Regions from separate parts of the Mus musculus genome. Here all the other regions are linked to region 2. The links are chromatin contacts, found by Hi-C or POLR2A ChIA-PET in ENCODE. All regions are on one chromosome and are shown on one strand. Each heading gives the region's core, a stretch centred on a gene start or an enhancer-like site at or near the end of the contact. The rest is flanking DNA. Distances are from core to core; before and after follow the strand shown. Region 1 holds the start of Bcap29 (B cell receptor associated protein 29). Region 2 holds the start of Hbp1 (high mobility group box transcription factor 1). Region 3 holds the start of Cog5 (component of oligomeric golgi complex 5).

The links. Hi-C counts contacts between places; a loop is a spot of excess contacts on that map. ChIA-PET counts read pairs that join two places held with the same protein, here RNA polymerase II (POLR2A).
Region 1: a map of T-helper 2 cell shows a loop between it and region 2 (2.7-fold over the local background). The contact joins the promoter of Bcap29 here to the promoter of Hbp1 in region 2. A Hi-C loop is called at or near these places in 2 of 37 maps with a recorded cell type or tissue (T-helper 2 cell and left cerebral cortex). POLR2A ChIA-PET finds 5 or more read pairs at or near these places in 3 of 5 experiments (Patski and embryonic stem cell).
Region 3: a map of regulatory T cell shows a loop between it and region 2 (2.7-fold over the local background). The contact joins the promoter of Cog5 here to the promoter of Hbp1 in region 2. A Hi-C loop is called at or near these places in 1 of 37 maps with a recorded cell type or tissue (regulatory T cell). POLR2A ChIA-PET finds 5 or more read pairs at or near these places in 2 of 5 experiments (Patski and embryonic stem cell).

Annotation. Positions count from the first base shown.
Region 1 is chr12:31,632,833-31,636,038 of GRCm38, reverse strand. Bcap29 (B cell receptor associated protein 29) reads left to right here and starts at 1,381. Exons shown (of 8, transcript NM_001164090.1): 1 at 1,381-1,434; 2 at 1,659-1,776. The coding sequence starts at 1,685.
Region 2 is chr12:31,948,869-31,951,902 of GRCm38, reverse strand. Hbp1 (high mobility group box transcription factor 1) reads left to right here and starts at 1,658. Exons shown (of 11, transcript NM_153198.3): 1 at 1,658-1,707. The coding sequence starts at 1,693.
Region 3 is chr12:31,653,566-31,656,783 of GRCm38, reverse strand. Cog5 (component of oligomeric golgi complex 5) reads right to left here and starts at 1,915. Exons shown (of 23, transcript NM_001163126.1): 1 at 1,801-1,915. The coding sequence starts at 1,894. It overlaps Dus4l (dihydrouridine synthase 4-like (S. cerevisiae)), which reads left to right and starts at 1,958. Exons shown (of 7, transcript NM_028002.2): 1 at 1,958-2,094.

The DNA of each region.
Region 1 (3,206 bases), core at 132-2,631, 320 kb after region 2:
GAACTCAGAAATTTGCCTGCCTCTGCCTCCCAAGTGCTGGGATTAAAGGCATGCGCCACCATTCCCGGCGCATAGACATTTCTAATAGACACTTAGCAGAAGGACACTACAAACCCAAATGAACATGGGCTGCTCAAAAGTCATGATTAAATTAAGCATCTGAGCAACTGCACAACAGCCTTACAGGGGATTTTTAACCTTTTGAAGTTACATTCTGAGATTTGCAAATATTCACATATGTTGAAAACCTGGAAGTATTTGGAGTTCCCTTTTAGATTCCTAGTTTTGTTAATAAAAGAATGCCAAAGCTTTTTTTAAAGGGCAATACTATTAATTTGGAATTAAAAACAAACAAAACAAAACAAAAAAAAAAGGTAGCCAAGGGGATGGAGAAGAGGAGGAAAAAGACAAAAGTTACATCTTTAGGCATAAAGGGTCCAATAACACTGCCTTGTTCAGAAATGAAGGTCTACCAGTACTTCCGGGAGGGGGCAGGTATTCAGAAATGAGAAAGCCCATTATCAGCAGAAAGCTTGCTTAGGCTTTTGGCCATCCACTAAAGAAAAACAGAGGCAGGTGTTAGGCTTTTCTGAATTAGAACCCAGAAAACCAAGCAAGCTTACTACTGCCACAGGGCAGAAGGAAGCTCCTTCAAGGAGTGCCATCTTGGGATGTGTAAGTGCTGCGTCGTATTAATGGAATAATTATCCCTCCCACCTCTTTAACACATCTCCAAGTGAATCCTTTTTCCTGGATAGTGAACTCCTGGCCAGCTTAATGGAGACAGTATGTAATGTAGTATGTAATGTTATCGGGATGCCAAGTCTCTACTTGGAGCAGGGATATTACAGGAATTGACCAGAAAGCCTAAGGAGAGGCAGTAGTTAGGTTTTTCTTTCTAGTGTTACCAGGGAAACCAGAGGTGGAATGCAAAGTTAACCAAGCATGAGAGCATCCACCCTCAAAGGTTTCTGGGGCCTATCTAGTTACCTAAGGGAATATGGTTAGGTAAAGGAGTAGACCCAGCAGTTCCCACAAGTTGCCTGGTCTTGCCTATGGGCACGGTAGGACCAGGAAAACAGCATGCAAAACACAAAACGCTCCACAGACCCCCCAGGCCTGGGCCATGACTTAAATTCAGTTTAGCTCCGGGCAGGGAGGCAGGTTACCACCCTAGGGCACCTGGCTGGGTCCCACCATAGACCCGGGCCCTGGCTCCCGTCATCCGGCATCAGCCGCATCGGGGATCAGCCCTCCGGGGATACCGAGCCCACGTGGAGGAGCCTCGGCCGCCTCACGCCGCGCACCAGGAAACAAGGGCCGCGGGAGGCGCGGTCGCGCCAGTGTGACCTCAGCCGGGCCCGGCGCGCTCCCGGCGGCGTGGGACGTGCGCGCGCAGGCGGGCGGCGGGGCACGCGGAGCGATCGGCGGCGGGTAAGCCTGACGGGCGGCGGGCGGCCCCGCTGCTGACCTCGCGTCCGGCGGCTCGGGCCGCGGCGTTCTGCGGCCCGAGCCACCTCGGGACCGGGGAAGAACCTGCGGGGCCGTCCGGCGCACTGCCTCGTCACCCGGAGTTAGGCGAACTCCCGGCAGGCCCCACGCCGCGTGTCTGGCCGTTCACCCATGTTTCTCTAAAATTGAAATCTTTCTCTGTATAGGTGTGAAGAAAAAACAAAACAAAACGATGACAATCCAATGGGCGGCGGTTGCCAGCTTTCTTTATGCTGAAATAGGACTCATTTTACTCTTCTGTCTGCCCTTTATTCCTCCACAGAGGTAGGAAACCGTCAGATCCTTAACAGTACCAAATGTTTGATTAGCTTCTTCAGGCTACGGCGTGCGATGCTCTTTGTAAGGTTAGAAAGTTTTGGGAGGGCCGGCGGGGTGGCTCAGTAGGTAAAGGGCCCTTGCAGCCAAGGGAGAGAATTTCAGTTCGATACCCAGAAACCACCTGGTGGAAGGGGAACCGACTCCACAAAGTTGTCTTCTGACCGCCACACTTCCACCCTGGGACGCCCAGAAACACCCATGCACGCACATAAACACATGATGAATACACATGCATACATACAACAAATGGATAATTAAATAAAAGATGGGAGCCAATTATATAAAAGGTAGTCTTTAAAAATGAAACTCAAATTTGCAATCTGGTAACTATTAAAATTCTACTTTATATAAAGCTTGATTCTGTGTACAAATAGATTTTCACCTCCTTTTTAAAAGAACCTAGGTTTTTTTGGGGGGTGGGTGTCTTGATTACAGGTATAATAAAGCCATGGTTATGCCTTGGACATCTTTCCTGTCTATATATCTATATTCTCTCTCTCCTCTCTCCTTCCTCCCCCTTCATCCTCTTCCCCCACCCCCCACCGCCTCTTCATTTCTCTCCTTCCTCTTCCCCCTCTTCCTCTCTCCCTCCCCTTCCCCTAAACTGCCCTGCATTTGAGCAGAGAAATAAAAGGATGGGTGCAAAACTGTTTACTTGGGACAATAAAATGGACTGGCTCAGGGTCCACGCAGTCTTTCAAAAACTTGAAACTCCTCATCTGCTTGGTTTGCAGCTCTTCTCTGTCCTGGTCTCCACACCATGCCCTTTCCTTCCCTCACAAGAAGCAGTAACTCATACTGTAGGAAGGGATGTACCAAGTTCTTCCCACCAACCATGGGTTCTATAGATCACATGCTTAAGGCCAGAAAGGCTCTGTTCCATAACCTAAGTCACCTAACTGGTCAGTGTCAGACTCCAGATGAGATCCTTAGCTTACAGTCACACAATGCTGTCCCTGTTCTTTCTACCTCAGATTTCAAGCAGACATATTTGGTACTACTTATGACAGTCTCACACATATTCAAGAAGTCATTTTTTTTATGCACAACAGATTTATAAATAAGGCTTAGAGCTTTGATAAAAAGAAGTCATCAGGAGGATTGATAGAGCAGTCTTTTTCTTCTTGCCATTTACAGTTTTGTACCCATCCTGATCTAGTAGCTGTTAGATGAAAGTGTGAATCGGTGCACATGACATATGAATATTGTCATGTAAGAACATGTGGTACACATGTACAGGAATCATCTGTGCCCCTCCATGTGTTTATCCACAGTGTGTATGTCAGTCATAATCTTTCAAAGTCTTCATTTAGTCTGTCTAGTCTTTTCTCCTGTAGTGAAGTGGTTGATGGTTCATGCATGCTCAGAATAACGGC
Region 2 (3,034 bases), core at 409-2,908:
ATTTTGAGGAAAACAATGCTTGTGAACAGAATATTTGTGAGCAGAGTATCAATCCCTGCTCACTTGGGCCGGCTATTTTAGAAATAGTTTCCACTTCAAGAGTCCAAAAGCAGAACTCAAAGGAATTTGAAACCTTGTTTCAACCATGTACCAGTAAATCTTTTGTTTACTGGTTTTGTTCTGTAGCTTTCAGGTCTAGAAATGCGGGCAGTTTTGAAAGATGACCTCGAGCTCTTCCCTAAATTGACTTGAGCAGAATTCGTACTCCTTTCTTTCTCAATTTCAGCACATTTCTAGTAATAGGAAGAAATAAAACCTAATCCATACCCTACATGATTAAACACTTCATGTTCAAAGAAAAAAAGCTCAATAATGCCTATAGTAATGCTTATAATGTGAATAGTAAAAATGCCAATTACAGACTGACTGCACCCAGATGCTATGAGCAACCTCCTTTAAAAGGAAGCAACTAACACAGAAAAGCCATTCCCCACTTTTGGTAACTCCCTTAGAAAAATCAGGAGGAACTTCTAGTAGAAACAGAGTGGAAAGGCAGTTTTCTGTCTGAACGCTTAGGGAGGGAGAGACAGTTAAAAATATTCACCAAAGACACAAGTAACCTAGCAACTAACTTCGGACAAATACAGTCTATCTACACTCCTCTGTATTAATTTAAAAGAAAATGTAGGCCAATAAGGAAACATCGCTTCGAATGCCTCAAATTCAAAGCAATAGTCCAGTACTCTAAACAGCTGTATAAATTCTTGAGTCCGATACTGTCTCATTCTTAAACCCTACAGTACATGGCACTTGGCTGTGTCTCAACTAATTCTGGTCAAACTGGACACTGGTAAATCTTCCCCAGTTGTTGTTGGCGGCGTATTGAGTCAAGGGCTGGTTAAGTTTAAAAAAAAAAAAAAAAAAAAATCTGTCTAGCTCATCTGCTAAGGGAGGGCAGTACTGAATCAACTTTTGTAATCCCCAACGTGCTTGGGCCGTGATTTGTAAGTGATCAAGTCCCTGGCTAGCCTGCACTGCTTCCGCTTGTGCAGTCATCTTCTTCCCCTCGCACTAAAACAATACCTTGGCCACCAGCCAAACTTTGAGCAGCAAGCGACTCTGCTGTTTATGGCCTGGAATGGGTGCTGAAATACCCAACCAAGGACGCTCTAGGCCCTCTGGGAGGCCTAAAGGAAGAGAGGTGGCCCTGGCTTTAAAACACTCCTATCCTCCGCCCCCTCCCTTTTGTCTCAGACACCAAAACAAACGAGCTGATACACGTGTCCCTATGACTCTTGTTTACTATCAAGACTGCGTTGTGCGCGTACCTCTGGGATATGTAGTTCAGTCAGCTCCTCCCCCCCGGTAATTTCCTCAGCTAAGGAGCAAGGCTGAGACTACTAACCCACAATCCACTTCGATAGCAAAGTTTGGCTCCCGTCCCCCGTGTCTCGGCAGCAATCCAATCCAAAGCGCTTTCTGTAGTGATTGACAAGCCACCTTCTCCAGTAAACACAAGAGAAAAGTCAATACATGCCCGCCCACCGAGACGGACTACGGCACTTTCCAATGGAAAGGCGGAACCTTAGAGTGGCAGTTCTTCAGACCAATTAAAGACGAGAAAGGTGGACGAAGGCTCAGCCCCCCGGGGGCTTCAGGGGAGGGGGAAGACGAAGCTTGAAAGACTTGGTAATGGCGACGGGTTTGGTAAGTAGGAAAGTTTCGGCTGAGGAGTAAACGCGGCGGTGGGAGTCGCGGCGCGCCACAGAGAGGTGGGCAGCCGTCGGGAAACGCGCAGGCAAGCAGCTGGCGACGCTGTCGCGACAGACGGCCTGCGTCCTGACTCTGTGTGGTCGCGGGGTTTCTGAGGGGTGGGGGGTGGGCAAGGGAGGGGCTGGAGCTTCGGGGCCGGGCAGCGGCCGCGAGAGCGGAGACCCTTGGGACTCTGGGCACTGGATCCCCTGCGCGGAACCCGCCGTCCGGGCCTCCCGGGAGCTCTCCGAGCCTGGACGGCCGCGGCTCCCAGGACTCGGGGTGGTGGGGGTGGCGGAGCTCGGGGCTCGGTGGCGCTCGCGGTGGGGGCCGGCGGGGAAGGGGCCGGGGCAGGGGAGGGGCCTGGCGCTCCGGAGGGCTCCGGAAAGTTTGCCTCGCCACTCCCCGCTGCGGGGGCCGAGGGCGGACGCCGGCCGCGAGCTCCAGCGGGCCGGGGGCTCCGGGGAGGCGAAGCTGCCTCCGGGGCCCGGGCCGGGCGGGGGAGCTCGCGGAGCCGTCGGGCCCGGGGCTCATTGTTACGCAGTTCGAATGAATGGGCTCCGAGGCGCCTGCGCGGTGCGCGGTGGGGCTGCGCTAAGGGGGAAAAACAAGCCTGGCGTCCAGGCTGCGGTCACATGATGGGGGGGAGGGGAGGAAGCGATGAATGGCGAAAGAGGTGGGGGTGGACTTGGCCGGCTCCGGGAGGCGCTGCTCGGCCTGACCCGGCGACTAGGCCCGCGGGCGAGGCCCGGCTCCTCCCTCTGCAGGCCGATTTAAACAAAACAAAAAGGAGTTGGGGCGCAGCCGGCTTCCCGAGCCTCGCTTTCGCGTGCTCCCGGCGCTGAGCGCTCCGGAGTTCACTCCCTGGGACTTCTCAGCCGGCGAAGGCACTGACAGCTGGGCGGGACACGGTTCCTGGCACTTTGTACCTGCTGGGGGGGACTCAGTTGGGCTTAAGGGAGCTTTATTCTCTAGGGAGAGGGGCGGGGGTTTAGGATGGGTTACAGTCGAAGAATGATTTTAGCAATTATAAATACTTAAGTAGTTACAGCGGTGATTTGGAGCCGTAATTTTGTGTTTTGGTTCCGGTGTTTCACCTCTCCCTTTAACCCCAGCTTTGTCGAACCAAGAGTATTGGGGGAAGTGGAGTTACATTGAAAAAAGAAAACTTAAGACAAGTTTTCGAGATACCTTAGGCTTTTGAACATTACTTCAACTCGACTAGTAAATTTCAGAACCTTTTTAAATTTTTTTCTATTATAGCTCCCAGTTTAGTTTTATA
Region 3 (3,218 bases), core at 666-3,165, 300 kb after region 2:
GTACATTTGGGGAAACTGGAAAGGAATTTAGGAAATTAAATAAATACATATATACATACATACATACATACATACATACATACATACATATATACAAGGGCAGTGGTGGCACAGGTCCTGAATCCCAGCACTTGGAAGGCAGAGGCAGGTGAATCTCTGAGTTCTAGACCAGCCTAGTCTACGAATTAAATTCCAGGACAGCCAGAGCTACAACAGAGAAACCCTGTCTTGAAAAATAAACAAATAGTGTGGGATCCTTATATCATATAACAAATTACTTCAAGGAAAGAGCCAAGCTTTTACAAGTTTAAATAGGATAAGAAGCAGAAGTGCCCATCTGACTTACTTCCAAGGAACCAATGAGGACCTCTGCAAAGTGATTTTAACATTATAGAATGGGAGTGTTTGGATTCTAGACAGGAATAAACTCCACAGCACAAAGGAAGGGAATGTCCTTAAAACAAAGGGCTTTATTTAATTGCTGAGACTTTACTTAATTGTATTTGAAACCACAGAAGGAAAAAAGCAAGCATAGTTTTAAGTTCAGTTTAAGCTCAAAGGCTGGACAGCTATTAAACACACACACACACACACACTCGTTTCAGGATTTTGAAACTTGGTTAAATTTAAATTTCAATTAAGACACAAAGATGAGGTGCATCAGGCAGAAACTCTAAGAATATACCACAACCTAACTCTGAAAAACATCACTAGTCTTGACAAGATATAAAATATCTATTAAAAAGATATAAAATATTCAACAATCAGGGAAAACACCATAATTTAAATTTCAGTTTGATCCTTTAAGCCACTCTTATGTGGAAAATTAAAAAAAAAAATCTGTTCCTACTGTATGCAGAATACTGCTTTTAACTCTGTGGAATATAAAAAGAGGTTCCTATGCTTGGCTTGGTAGCCTTTGATCCCAGCAGGTGGTAGACAGAAGCAGGTGTATCTCTGTGAGTTCAAGGCTAGACTGACTGATCTACAGGGAGTTCCAAAACAGTCAGGGTTTCATAGAGTAACCCTGTCTCAAAAACAAGGGGGAAGGGGATTGGGGAGGAGGAGGCGCAAGGGCCTCGGAAGCAATTAAGGTGATAAATGCAAACGCTTTTAATAGATGAAAGAACTTAGTGTCAACTAGAGAAAAGATGGGATGATTAAGGCCTAATACCTTTAGCAAACTGAATTTTGTTCTGTCTCTCAGATTGAGCATTAATACAACCGAACTTGACTTTCAAGCGTACTATACTATAGAAAGGTATATAGTTAATTTACTTGGGATAATTTCTCTTCAAACTACCAGTAATCCTGACTTCAGTACTCGACATGTATGGATAACAGAGGCACCTGCATAGCCCAAGAACTGAACACGGAAATTTCCAACTCCACATTTTGCATCCTCCATCCCTTTCCTTAAGCAGCGAGCGGTCTGTCACCTAGGGTGAGTTCACACTTCTGGGCACGGACAGTGCAATCCTTGGTCAGGAACTGAGCAGCAGTAGCGGCTATCAGCCCCGACCACGTCGTGCAGGAACTACAGCGATGTCCCGGGCGCATCATGATCCAGTGCAAACCCCAGCAACTAGACACCAGGTGTTTTCCCCAAGACACCCACGGGAAGAGAGGAACACGTTCCCCGTGAAACTGGGGGACCAGGACAATCCCGGACGCCAGGGGGCCGGGCGGAGGGGAGTGGCCAAGTCCAGACAGGAAAACTTTGTGCAAAGTGACCGGTAGGATTCTCGGACTCTGCGCAAGGCAGGGCGACCCAGGCCGGGCCACCGTCCGACGCCTTACCGTCCTGCAGGATCGCCTGCACGGTCGCCGCCACTACTGCGGAACCCGAAGCCCCACGGCCTGCTACGGAAATTGTGCTGTCTCCACCTTCCATGTTGGCAAGTGCCGGGTTGATGACGTCTTGCAATCGCCCCGCCCTCCAAGTGACGCAGAATCAAGGCGCCGCCCCACCTGCCCGGCCCGGGTTGCGTTTGGGAACCTAAGTACTACAATCCTACGTGCAAGGAAAGACAGGTCGCCGCCGGGGCCTTCTCCCATTCCGCTCCGGACGCAGCCACCGCGCCGATCTCCAACGCAAGTATTGGGCCTGAGAACTCCGGCGTGGGGAAGAGGCTCTTGGGAGCGTCACGGCCCTCCTCGCCCAACACGTGGGAGCTTAGGGCTGCTCAGCCTTACCTAGTCCCCGCCTGGAGTGGCAAGCCCGGGTAGCAGGCAGTATATGCTGGGGAAGAATAGTTGTTAAGCTCTGCCCTTAAAAATAAAAACGTTTAAATATTCGTAACTATTTATTGAGTTGGTCTGGAGCTACTCTGCATTTTGCATTCCCTTAACATCGCCTCAGAAGATTTTTCCCTCCTGTGTTTGACCTCAGTCACGATGCGGTAGCGAGAGGCAGCGCGCCTAGAGTTGCATTAGATTTCAGTATGCATAGTTTACGAAACTACTTTGTTTGTAATAATCATACACGACGAATAGCATTATCTGAATTACAGGATGATTTTCTTTCCTTAGCTTTCTTGTTTTTCACAAAAAAAAGATTGACTTTAGTCTACATATTAATATGCAATAAAGTTTTTAACGCCCACTATACATACCAGCACAAGTTTTCAAAAAAAAAAAAATTCACTTATATTTTAAAAGGAATTCTAGGTGTAGAAGCACATATTACCAAAATATTATGTCCGGTGCTGCATGCTTTGGAGAACTTTAAAACAAAATATTGATACCTTCATCCCATAAGTTCAGAGAGCTGTTTTTGGTCTTGGATGTGACTTAAGCATTTTTATTCCTAAAAGTTTCTGCATCCTAATTTACTATCAAGATTGAAAGCTATAGCTTATTCAAGAAATTCATACTGAAGCAGACTTTGCCATTTAGTCTGGCCACAAGAATGAGTAAGAGCAAAATCATGCTTTAGAAAGTCAGTCATGACGCCATTGCCGATCACCACCTCCTAGTGTGTACCAGTTCTGTAATGTGTAAGATTCTTCCCTCCTTTGCAAATAGTCTCTTAGTGGTTTACTCCGTGTTTATTCCTCATATCGACATAGCCCATCTCTGACTTAGCTTAATTACGCTCCCATTTTCCTCTGAACAGTGTTGACACTTCCAAAGATTTCTTGCAAGCCATGACATCCTTCAGTATATTGGCCTTGTGTTCATTTAGCCTACTGCCAAACATTAAAGACTGAATTTTG